2 separate regions of the Homo sapiens genome follow, and region 2 is linked to region 1. Evidence: chromatin contacts called from ENCODE Hi-C data. All regions are on one chromosome and are shown on one strand. Each heading gives the region's core, a stretch centred on a gene start or an enhancer-like site at or near the end of the contact. The rest is flanking DNA. Distances are from core to core; before and after follow the strand shown.

What was found. Hi-C counts contacts between places; a loop is a spot of excess contacts on that map.
Region 2: a map with no recorded cell type shows a loop between it and region 1 (3-fold over the local background). The contact joins the promoter of KCNIP4 here to the promoter of KCNIP4-IT1 in region 1. A Hi-C loop is called at or near these places in 1 of 168 maps with a recorded cell type or tissue (chondrocyte) and 1 of 37 single-sample maps with no recorded cell type.

Annotation. Positions count from the first base shown.
Region 1 is chr4:21,850,196-21,856,168 of GRCh38, forward strand. KCNIP4-IT1 (KCNIP4 intronic transcript 1) reads right to left here and starts at 2,993. Exons shown (of 1, transcript NR_002813.1): 1 at 1-2,993. The region is part of intron 1 of KCNIP4 (potassium voltage-gated channel interacting protein 4); the gene reads right to left.
Region 2 is chr4:21,945,763-21,951,735 of GRCh38, forward strand. KCNIP4 (potassium voltage-gated channel interacting protein 4) reads right to left here and starts at 3,010. Exons shown (of 9, transcript NM_025221.6): 1 at 2,809-3,010. The coding sequence starts at 2,869. RefSeq lists enhancers at 2,957-3,457, 3,458-3,958.

The DNA.
Region 1 (5,973 bases), core at 1,743-4,242:
ATCCCGACCACCAATAATACAGATGAAAGCTATCAGTCAGGGTCCTCATACTTCAGCAACTGAGAGACACTAATGAAAAATGTATGTTTTATTGGTTACTAACCTGGGTGACACAGTGGCCTTGTTGTAGAGCCCTACAAATATTCAAATCAATGCTATGATTTGAATATTTGTCGCCTCCAAAACTCATGTTGAAACTTAATTCCTGGGTTAATGGTTTAATGGGTTTTAATGGCATGGGACCAGTGGCTTCATAAGAAGAGGAAGAGAGAACTAAGCTAACATGCTCAGCCCCTCACCGTGTGATGCCCTGTGTCACCTCGGGACTCTACAGAGAGTCCCTACCAGCAAGAAGTCCCTTCAACCTTGGACTTTTCAACCTCCATAACTGTAAGAAATAAATTCCTTTTCTTTATAAACTGCCCAGTTTCAAGTATTTTGTTATGAACCACAGAAAACAAAAAAAGCTCATTTAATTTCAATTACATGATTTTTTTTCAGTTTTAAACTTTTATTGTAGTACAAAATAAGATTTTTTACATCAGTTTGATCCCGATAAGATCATCTTGAAACTGGAGATGGTCCCATTCACCTCAGCTCACTGACTCCACGCTCAGGCTTGCTGTGGAGCTCATGCCTTTTAACCCAAACACTACATATTCCCTCATTAACCGTGCACTCAACATTTGTGCAAGATTCAAAACTGATTGTTAGGCATGCATAAATAAAGCAGACAAAGTCTCTAATCATCATAAAGCTTAGAGTCTTGCGGGGCAGACTAACACAGAACATAATGACATAGGAAAAAAAACACTAAAAGCACTGTGAAAGAACACGATAACCTAGCTGTGGTAAAGGGAGGAGTAACACTCAAGTTTCTAAAACAATGTCAAGAAAACTGAAATAAGGTTGAAATATGCTGATATTTTTAACTTTCGATCCCACCCTAGCAGACAGAAGAGAGCCACAGGCATTAGTGCAGGGAGGGAGGAGAGGAGAGGGGTTAAGCTAGGGTTGAGAGTCCCTCAGGAAGGCATTCAAATCCCACTTACACAGATGAGAAAACCAAGGCTCAGAAAGGCTTTCTGAAAATCCAACACTGCATGTTCTCATTCATAAGGGGGAGCTAAATAATGTATACAGGGGAGCTAAATAAGGGAGAGCTAAATAATGTGGATGTAGAGTGTGGAACAATCACACTAGAGACTAAGAAGGGTTGGAGGTTGGAAGGGGTTGAGGGATGAGAAATTACTTAATGGGTACAATGTACATTATGCAAGTGATGGTCACTCTAAAAGCCCAGACTTCCCCTAAAGCAATAGATCCATGAAGCCAAACTGCACTTTACCCCTTAATTTTATGCAAGTGTTTAAAAATTAAAATGAAAAAAATACAAACACGGGCTTGTGTGATTCCATAGCACATAGCTTTATCCCAAGGTAAGGGGGCACACCTTAAGACAGCCCCCACTTTGGTGAAGGCTGCTAGTTTCTGGGAAGCTAGCAAAACATTTCTCCAACCAAATTGCGGAAAAGCTATATATACCACGTACACTAATAATAAAAAATTGCCAACATGAATCTCCAAGCTTTAGTTTTTTAAATTGTCAGATGGGTGCATAGGTGAAGGAGACAAGAAACACTGGCCAGGGGAGACTCTCAAGATACTGGAACCCTCGTCTCAGTTCTGTCTTAATAAAATTTTTGCTTTTGAGTTAATTGTTTCATGCCTATATGCTGTCTATGGTACCCTCTTAGTATAAGAAGTCTAGACATAAAAAACCTCTACAATTCAATTAATATGTGTGTGTGTGTGTGTGTGTGTGTGTGTGTGTGTGTGTTCACAGATTATAGAGATTCACAGCTGACAAAAAATAACTTCTGGGAGATAATTTTCTAGTGGGAAAGAAACATCAACAATTCATTACAAACCAATAAGGTCACTGTCAAGATAAGTGTGTGGGGACCTCCAAGGAAGCTCTCTATTTTACTAAAGTCCAGAGAGTCTGTCCCGGGAAGGCTTCCAGACTGCAGCTCATTGGTTTATTCAGCCAGTGTGTACTGAATGCTTTTTATAAGCTTTGTCCTCATTGAGGTTCTGGAAATAAATATTGTCAATAAAGCATGGCCCCTGCCTTCCATGAGGCAACTCACAATCTCTGCTAAACCCCAGGGAAAGGGTGGTTCAGCTACTTTTTAGGAAGAATTCTGGAAGAACTGAGAATGTTTACCTCTTCTAACAGTCTTCTCTCATTCACGTTTAATTTAATTAGAAATGGTCTAAATTGAACTTCGGCAGAGCAAAGCAACAAAACAACCTGAGAAACTCTATTTGTTAATAGGGTAGATTTAAGTCGATGTTCTCTAACACAGTAAACATAAGCTTAAATGTTCCCTAATTAGAGATAGTGTGAACCCAGCAGAGAATACCAAGTCCTATGGGGTGAGCCCACAGAGTCACATGTGCTCAGAGTCACATCAGTAACTCAGCATCATACATGACACATTCAAACTCACTCTGCATGCAACTGGTCTGTAGATTTATTTTTATTTACTGATTTTCTGCATTTTCTATTCATATTTTTAAGTAGAATTCTAACAGTTTTACTGTAGACTTTTGCCTTACCTCAGTTGGTACACAATTCCAAAATTCACCTATCTCACTAAAACAGTGAAGAACCATGATTTCCTTACTGTTACAATTCCCCACAAAAAACAAAAATGAATCAGGTCATTGTTACTTAAGTGATAAGTACCTTAGAGAAAGCTTTTTAACATACAATCACAGATCCCTTGTTGAAGAACACTTTTGCTAACAGTTTTGCCTTGCTGAATTAGGAAAAAACATTCTTTCAAGGACAGTAGTAAGATTGACCAGGTTTCTTTGTACTCTCTATATTTGAAGAAATTGAGCCAGTTCAGTCCAAGTCACTTAAATCCTGAGTCTTGATTGCCTAATTTGTAAAACTGTTCAGCTTCCTGCCAGACTCATAGGGTTGTAGTGGGGAGTTCAGTAACATAAGGCAGCATTTGGAAAGTTGTAAGAAAAAACAAAAATGATTATGAAGTCACTTTAAAATATAGGGCTCTAATATTTTACTGTCAATCACTTTCAAAGCAGTGGGACATTGTAGGCAAAACACCGGTCTGGGAAATGAAAGACCCAGGAGAACTAAGTTTTCATCTGGGTTTATCAGTGGCTGATTGACCTTTGAATAAGTCATATAATATTTTCTGAGCTTGTTTCTTCCTACTTATTAGAGAAACTGACTATATTATTTTTAAGTCCCTTTTCATTTATAGAAATCAGTGTTTCCATGATCATTTGTTAATTCAATTAACATTTTCTGAGCACCCTCATGACCCAATCACTTCCTAAAACCTCACTTCCTATCACATTACTTATTAGGGTTCAACACATGAATTGGAAGGATACAACAGAAACATTCAGATCATGCAAAAGTTACACATCAGAATCTGACCAGAATCAAGAAAACATTATTAATCCACCAGGCCATAAACATAGGGGAATATCTGAGAAAAGCTATCTGTCTAGGGTATCCATAAGAAAACAAGGTTAAGCATGAAGATAACAAACCTTCAAGGTAAGAACTAGCTGGGCTGCCACAGGCAAGTCACTTAACCTCCCTGGACCTCAGTTTATTCATCTGTCAAATAAAGAGTTTGGGGTCATGTGCCATCCATGGTCCTTTGAATAGCATCTAATGTTGTCATTAAGTGCTGCTCTGTGCAAGGCCTTGAGACGATAGAAGAACCATATGACCCGGGAATGGTAATAAGTTCAGTGATCACACAGCCTAGGTTGCTCAGGGCAGTGTCTATTTATGCCTGTTGTCCTCAGTAACTGTTCATAGCCCCAATAGCACTCTGTCTTCCCAAGTTTCACTCTCCAAAGTGTTCCAGTTTGAGTGCCCACATATAACCATCACCCTAGTAATCAGGCATATACGCACAAGCTGATAAGGCAAGATGATAAAACGGTAAGTATCAAGAAAGGGACAGACATAACTGCTCCTGCACTCAGCAGTGCAAAAATTAACAATCTGTTTACTGGATTTTCTAAGGCTTCATGAAGGAGTTGAGACAGAATTTAAACCTACAAGATGAGATAGCTAAATGGAGGGGATTCGGTACAACATATACAATTATGTTGAATGTCAAACTGCTTCTCATCCCACATATTAATTGCAGAGCAGAGTTTTTACTTTTTTTTCCATCAATGTTATATTTAACTTAATCATCCCCAAATCTACATTGGTCTTCTCCCCTTTTGAGTGTTTATGACCCCAATTGCTTAAATTCCCCCCAGTGTACAGGTGAAGAATGACAAAGGCATTGCCTATCCTGTGTGAATCTAGTAAACCTCTGTCTACCAGACTTTGATAATTGTCTGGGCTCTACCCTTGGCACACCATTCTTTGTACTCTACATTTGCTCTTTGAGAAATACCAGTCATCTCTAATGTTTGCTAGAATTGACTCCTAAACCATATTCTAAGCGATTGTGTTGAGCCTTGACATCTCTTTTGGAAACCAGGCCCTTCTTTCCAACAACTGGACATGGCCACTTGGATCTCCCTATTTCTTCTTTGGACTCTGAAGCTCACCCTCTCTAAGAGTGCTAATACAACATTTGTTCTATTTCATTTCTATTAGATACTTAAATGTGTATCTGCCTTGAGAGTTTGGACTGTGTTTTAATCAATATTGGATCATTAGGGCCTTTTCTTGTATCTGACAGTTTCCAATGAATACTATTGAATGGAAATGGCTGTTGATTTTCATTCCCTGCTCTATCATTTGCCCCTGCCAACTCTTCTTATTCTTGTCTTTGACTAGAGATGACAGATACTCCCAGGATTTTAAAGGTCATTTAAACATCGTCTTTAAGCAACAGACAGAATCTTCCCCCTACAGGGAGTTCAATGGAGAGCCGTCTATTGTTCAATTTTCGGTATCAAGCTAACTCAGAAAGGGAAGAATCACCCCTGTATCTCCGCTTTCCCATTTTTCTAGCATGACAGTCTACATAAGAGTTTTTAGTTTATGACTTTGTCTCTCTCAGTCTTCTCTCCTGCCAGTGACTGCAGTCTGACCTCCGTTAGCTTTTCTTCAATCTGTTTTACAAAATCACTCTGGCATTCTATTTTCATCTTTGTTTTCCAGTGTCTAAACCGCTGAAGCTGTGACCTTTCAAGCAAATGTAGCAATGGTACCAGCGCATCCTCTGATTGAAAAATAAAAAGTGAGCCCATAGGTAGTATAATTATTCTGTGTGTGCAGGAGTGGTGTCTGCACTTGCAGAAGGCAGATAATTGGATTTCAGATTATTGTTAAAAATATGCACATTCCACCTGAGCCCTAGCAGTTTCTTTTTTCTGGGACCCTAGAGAAACTTGAAACTTCCATTCTTCTATAAGTTCTTATCCATATACAATTGGCTTCTGGGTCCTACCTGTTCTATCCCCTGGAAGTCGCTAGCCCACTCTTTATTCTTCATTTTTTCTGTCTCCAGAATGCTTTCTACTGCTCCAGTACTCGCCACCATTATAATCCATCTGGACAGTCTGAAACTATCTTCTTGTTTGCACCCTTGCCCTTCTTCCCTCCATCTTCCACACACTTCCTAGAATTACCACAAGATTCTATCTAGTTGGGCTTTTCCTTCAAACTTGTCAATGAAACCTTTTAGCCCACATACAGTCTTTTAAAATTTAAATCAATTAACAACATTGAAAAATCAGAATATGTCTGTTAAAATGAGAGTTTTTACTTAACAGTTCTAGCAGTTCTAGGCCACCATTCCTATACAGTCACAATTAGCTGGAGCTGACTAGTAGCTGCCTCATAAGGAAAGGACAGAAGCTGTTCCTGTTGCCATGGTCTGTCCCCCTCACTATTGTTAACATTTTGACATCACCTTGGGTGGGGTCATTTATCATGGTGCTGATATA
Region 2 (5,973 bases), core at 1,760-4,259, 96 kb after region 1:
TGTTAGCAGGATTACGTTCTGATTTTATAGCAGGAGTGCAAAATATGGGATTAGACAATGAAATGAAAAATGTATTTTGGTCAGGCTTTGGGTTTAACATGGAAGCTGGCAGGGCAAAAGTGAGCACTCTAATTTGTAAGAAACCTTCTCTACTTGTATGTACTTATGCACAACTCACCCATTTTCTGTCCTCTCTGGCATTAACAATGTCAATTACAGTGATTTACAGGTGGTGTTCATCAGTTAGCATACTAGATGCGTTTACTTGTTGAGAAGAGAGTACGGAACGAACTTTTTAAACTAAATTATTATAAAGTTTCAGAATTGCAACTCGACTCTGTTCTGTCATTTCCAACATTTCCTCTCTACTTTCCATTCATGTAGTTTCATCCTTTGCCTTTCAGCAAACCATTTTTCACAGTGTTCTATCTCTAAGTCAGGTCATAAAATACATACACGTACGCACACAGACTCACACTTCTCTAATTCTTGATTTCTCTATCATCCACCTACATTTCTCTCAGTTAGATCTTCCAGTTAAATTTTGCTTAGATTCCAGCTAAATCATCTTATAAACCTCCATTCCAGAGATATATATTCAAGGAAAAACTGTATCATAGTACAAGATAGTTTGGGAGTTATATAAATAGCCTACTTATTGGAAAGAGAACAAGAGATCGGGACTATTATTTTAAAACAAAAATGGAAGACAGAGTTTAAGCCTTTAAAAATCATCCCTTCTCATCCCAGGATTAGTAAAGACCATCCTATATCTGATCACAAGTAAGCAAAGTACTTATGCATATGTTTGGTGAAAATAGTATTACATATTTGGGGATCATTCTCTAATATTAGCTTTGAAGCAATATCAACAAGAATAAAAAAGATAATCCAAACTATTTTTTTCTTTATTCTTCTCATCATATGACAACTAACTAAAAATTTGTGAATACAATTCAAGAAACAGGTGTCAAATCAATTCTCAGCCAGAAAACTCATCACTTTGGTCTCACCTTAGCCAAGGTATAAAACAACATATTTCTGTTCTCTAAATAAACAGTGAACACATGCTGATTCTGGAGATAGCAGTAAAAGGTTTGCTTTTTTAAATGTATAGTACTCCCCAGGTGTGACTTCATCTTCATTTCCCATTTATAGTGATTATGGCCACCCATGACCCTGTGCATAGTCTAGACATGCTGATTCAATCCCCATCCGGTTGATGGAAGAACAGGTACAGTCAAAGAGCTGTGGTCACTGAGGAGCCAAGCAATGCAAGCCATCCAGATCCTGAGACGACATTCCTGCCATCTGCTCCAGCCTTGAGTTCCCTGGGCTGCCGTGTGTGAATGTGTCTCTAATAGGACAGCGCTAGCCCTCTACCCTGTTTATTCTAAAGAACTGCAAAGACAGAGACCCTACGAACTCAACTCAACACCCCAAAACTACTCAGCCCTCTACATTAAACACGCCACTCAGGAAACATTTGATCTCTTAAAGATTGTAAGCATTTCTCACAAGAGATAATCTACTTATGCTTGGCTCGTAATGAGTGGGCATCTCCAGGCATAAGTGAAAACAGAACTAAACACAGTTACAAGTCAAATGTGGGGCTTTACAGGTGATGTTCATATTATTTTTTCCAGTCCAAAAGGATTAAGACTGTTCTCTTTAAAATTTCATATTCAAGTGAGACTAGTGTCCTCCCGGTTACGATGACCTTAACTATTGGAGTGAGGAAAAGAAAGGGAGGGTGTCCATTTCCATTTCTCATGGCCATAAATTCGAATGATTGACTCAAGTTGTTGAGGTGACTCCATTTCCCTGAGTACTAAAGAAGGCAGCAAGTGGAAACACCTCTTTGCTTGCAAGTTTACAGCCCTCGAGTCCAAGTTTTTCACCCTCTAAACCCAAACTATGCTATAGCCATATGTGACCCCTTAGCTTATGTAATCAGGGAGAGGTCCAGCCCTTTATCACTCTCATGTGCCCCAAAATCACTTCCATTCTCTTTCCGGCTCCTGTAAAATACTCTGTACACATCAAAACCACCTAATAACAAATCGATGCAACCCAAGACGCTTTGTGGAAGGGCATCGTCTCCTATTTCTCTATGGATCCCACCAAACAGCAAAACATTTCTCCCTGCTTTCGCAGAACGCACGTTTCTCTGAAAGCCAAGCTCCTAACACAGTGCCCGATACCTTAACAAGGCTGTACTGTATATAAATTATTTGCAAGTGTCACTGAGGACCATTTTCTCTGAACACACTAAACTGAAGCTAGCCATAAAACAAGCCATACGCTCCTGCTTTAGAATCTGACATGGGCAAGATGCCGCCAGTATATTACCAGGGGACAAAAATACAGTTGTAATGAAGAAACGTGTGGGGGCATGAAGGAAAAGTGGAAGGCGAGGATCAATACTATTTCAGCTCATTAATCCCCAGGTGTTAGGGGAAGGAAGCGTGCGGTCTGGAGTCATCTGGCAGATGCATAAACAACCTCGGAAATTTTCAGAGAAGGCAAAAGTACGCACAGGATCGCAGGGGACCCTGCCACCGGCGAGTTTCAAACACACTTCAAACATCTTTTCTTCCCCGACCTGGATCTTGCATGCACCCCCCTCTCCTTTGCACCCCATTCCTGCCGCTCCCACCTCCCCTTCCCAGTCCCGCCAGGTGACTGTGTCTCATGCAGCGAAGGCAACAAGCGTCCCCAGCCGAGGAAGGGAAGGGGCAGCCGTCTTGGCTCGCGAGGGAAGGAGGGCGGAAGCGGGCGCCCGCTCGCAAGCTTATTGCATCCTACCGCCTGTAGAGCTGGCCTCCTCCAGCTGAGCCGAAATGCTTTCCACCCTCCTCACATTCATGTCTAGGGACGCAGGGTGCAGAAGCGAGACTCGAGAGTCCACCGGCCAGGGGCGTCTGTCCACGGGTCTGCACGGGAGCGCACCGCCGCTCGGCCCGGGGGCGTCCGTGGCGCTGGGAGCGAGAGCTTCGGCGGCGGCTGCGGGCAGGGCGCGCGGAGCGGGCTGCAGGTGCGGGCGGAGGCCGGCGGGGGGCGCCGGGGGCGCTGCGCGGCCCTTGGCGGCGGGGGCGCGCGGGGTGGCGGGGGAGGCCGAGGCGCCGGCAGCTTCGCGCCGGCGGCTGGAAGCGGGCGGGCTGCACGGGCGGCTCGAGTGCGGGGACCCCAGCCCCTCGCCCTCGTGAGCGCCGCCCCTGCCACCTGCTGCCAAGTCACCGGACTGGGGATGCGGGGGGCGGGGTGCGGGGAGAGGAAAGCGCCGCGGGTGGCACGGTGCCTCTGGCGACAGAGTAGATGGACCCGAAAGAGACCCGAGGTGACTTCGGGCTGGGCAGGACACCCCCGGGAGTTGCCAGCGGCTCTCAGCGGGCGCCTCTAGGACCCCTTGTCACTGCGAGCAGCGCCTGCTCTGGGGAGGGGCTCGAAGGCGCCGCGCCTTCTCAACGCGCCGCTGCGTCCCCCAGGGGCTCCAACTTGGACAGCTAGACTGGAAATACTGCTGCACAAAGTTAGGCTGAGTTCGAAGGACACCAGAGAGGAAGCGCAAGGAGATGCCCTTCTCCGGAGCCGGGCAGAGCGCCAGAACTCCTAGACGGGAAACTTTCCCCCATTGAAGCTAGAACCGGTCATGCGACTCGGCTAAGTGTGGGGAAACACTGGCTCTAGACTCCAGGTGAACATCGCAGGGCCGAGGTGCAGAATACCACCTTGGAGAGAGGGGGTGGCATAGACTGGTGGCATTTTGGAGAAGCATCCATGTGGGGGGTTTCATTTGAGATCTCCCAGGCAGGTCAACCAGGAGGTATCGCTCACCACCCGCAAGGTCATTTGCCCTTCTAAAGCACAGTAAGGCCGGGAATAGTTGGGAAGGTAAAGAGAAACCAATAGACCACTTGTGGCCATGGTTACTGTTTGAGAAGTCAAAATTAAAATGCAGATTTCTGTGTCCCCAAGAGTCAAGTGCATGAAGCCTCTCTTTTCAGAAGAAAGGTCAAGTTGACCCGTTCTCCAGGCAAACTGAATTAAAATTCCCTCTCACTCTCAGCTGCAAGGTCAGTTGGCCATGACTTGGGTGGAAGCCATTTCTAAGTGTTTGTGAAACTATTTGCCTTCCCTATGGCTGCTGGATTATTTATACACACTGTCACCAAGTGAAATCTTCCCCCTTTCTCCAAGTAGGTCTCAATTGACACCTTATTGCCCTTCTCCCCACCCCCAAACGCACGAGCGATTTACTTAGTCCTTTGAGCCCTTGTAGCATGTATTTGTATATTTCTTGAGAGCCTTTTACTCTTTTAGTTCATTGTTAAGGAGACAGATGCTGACACCCCATTGTCTGGGTTCAAATCCTAGTTCCACTACTTCATAATCCTGTGGCCTGGTACAAATATCAGCTATAACTGGTACCTACATTATTGTTTTGTTGTGAGGATTTAAGAAAATCAATAGATGCAAAGGGCTTAGAGCCGTGACTGGCATGTAGCAATCACTGTATAAAGACAGGCAACCCTGATTCTTGAAGTTGAGAACAATGTTATATTGACAAAGCAATTAGAAAAGTTCCTTGCACATAGTTGGTCTTCACTAAACATTTGTTTTTTCATTATTCAGCAAACATCTAGTAACTACTGTGTACAAGACACAATTATAGGCACTGGGATACCACAGTGAATACAACAAAGACCCTCAGTTATTGGCTGACTATCTAGAAGGCAGAGAGACTGACAATAAATCAAGGAATCAGAAGTGATCTGCTAGGGAGATCACTTTTATATAGGGGGTCCATAAGGGCTTTATGAAAGAGGCAACATTTAATTGGAATCCTGATGAAAGCGAGGAGCTAGCCATGGGCATCTCAAGGGAAAAAGAACTTCCAAGCAGAGAGAAGAGCAAGAGCTAACATAAGAATAGCATGTTTGCAGGGCAGCCAGGAGGTTGACAGGGCTGAAGTACATTGAGAGAAGGAAAGGGTAACAGGAGAGAGAGTCAGAGAGGATGGGATCATGTGCAGTGTAAATGTTTATTGAATTTTGTCTGCATACTTTTACAGCCAATGCATTCTTCCCACTTGCCAGCTTCCTCATAACAAGTCTTCTCGCTGCCCATTCTATCAGATTCAATCATTCGATTCTGTCGCGTGCCACCTTCTCCCTCTTCTGCAGACTTCTCCTAGCAAACTTCCAACTTACTGACCAACTACTTCTTTCTCTTTTTCTGTAGCTAACACTCTTTCCAGAAACCACCCACAACTTTGAATCACTAATACTTGTCCAACTCCAAATTTTGTCTTCTATATGATGACTTCTAAAGCTACCTGAGCATGCTGGTTTGGATTCTGCAGCCTGGGTTGGAATTCCAGTTCCAACTGTGAACAAGCTGTATGTTTGAGGACTAATAACCTCCCTCAGTTTTCTCACTCTAAAATGAAGAAAATAATAGTGTCAGCCGGGCAAGGTGGCTCATGCCTGTAATCCCAGCACTTTGGGAGGCCGAGGTGAGCGGATCACCTGAGGTCAGGAGTTCGAGACCAGCCTGGCCAACATGGTGAAACCCCAACTCTACTAATAATACAAAAATTAGCCAGGTGTGGTGATGCATGCCTGTAATCCCAGCTACTCAAGAGGCTGAGGCAGGAGAATCACTTGAACCTGGGAGGCGGAGGTTGCAGTAAGCCGAGATCATGCCATTGCACTCCAGCCTGGGTAACAGAGCAAGACTCTGTCTCAAAAAAAAAAAGTAAAGAAAAGAATAGTGTCTACTTAACTATTGGGAAAGATTATATGAGGCAGCATATGTAAAGTGTTTAGGATGGCCCCTGGCACATAGAGTCAGTAAGAGCTGCCATCGTAATAGTTATCACCATTATCATCATCATATTTTGTCATGGTGAACTCAAAGAAGAAATGGCACCACTATATTCTACAACAGGTCTAAGCAACCTTCCCTCAC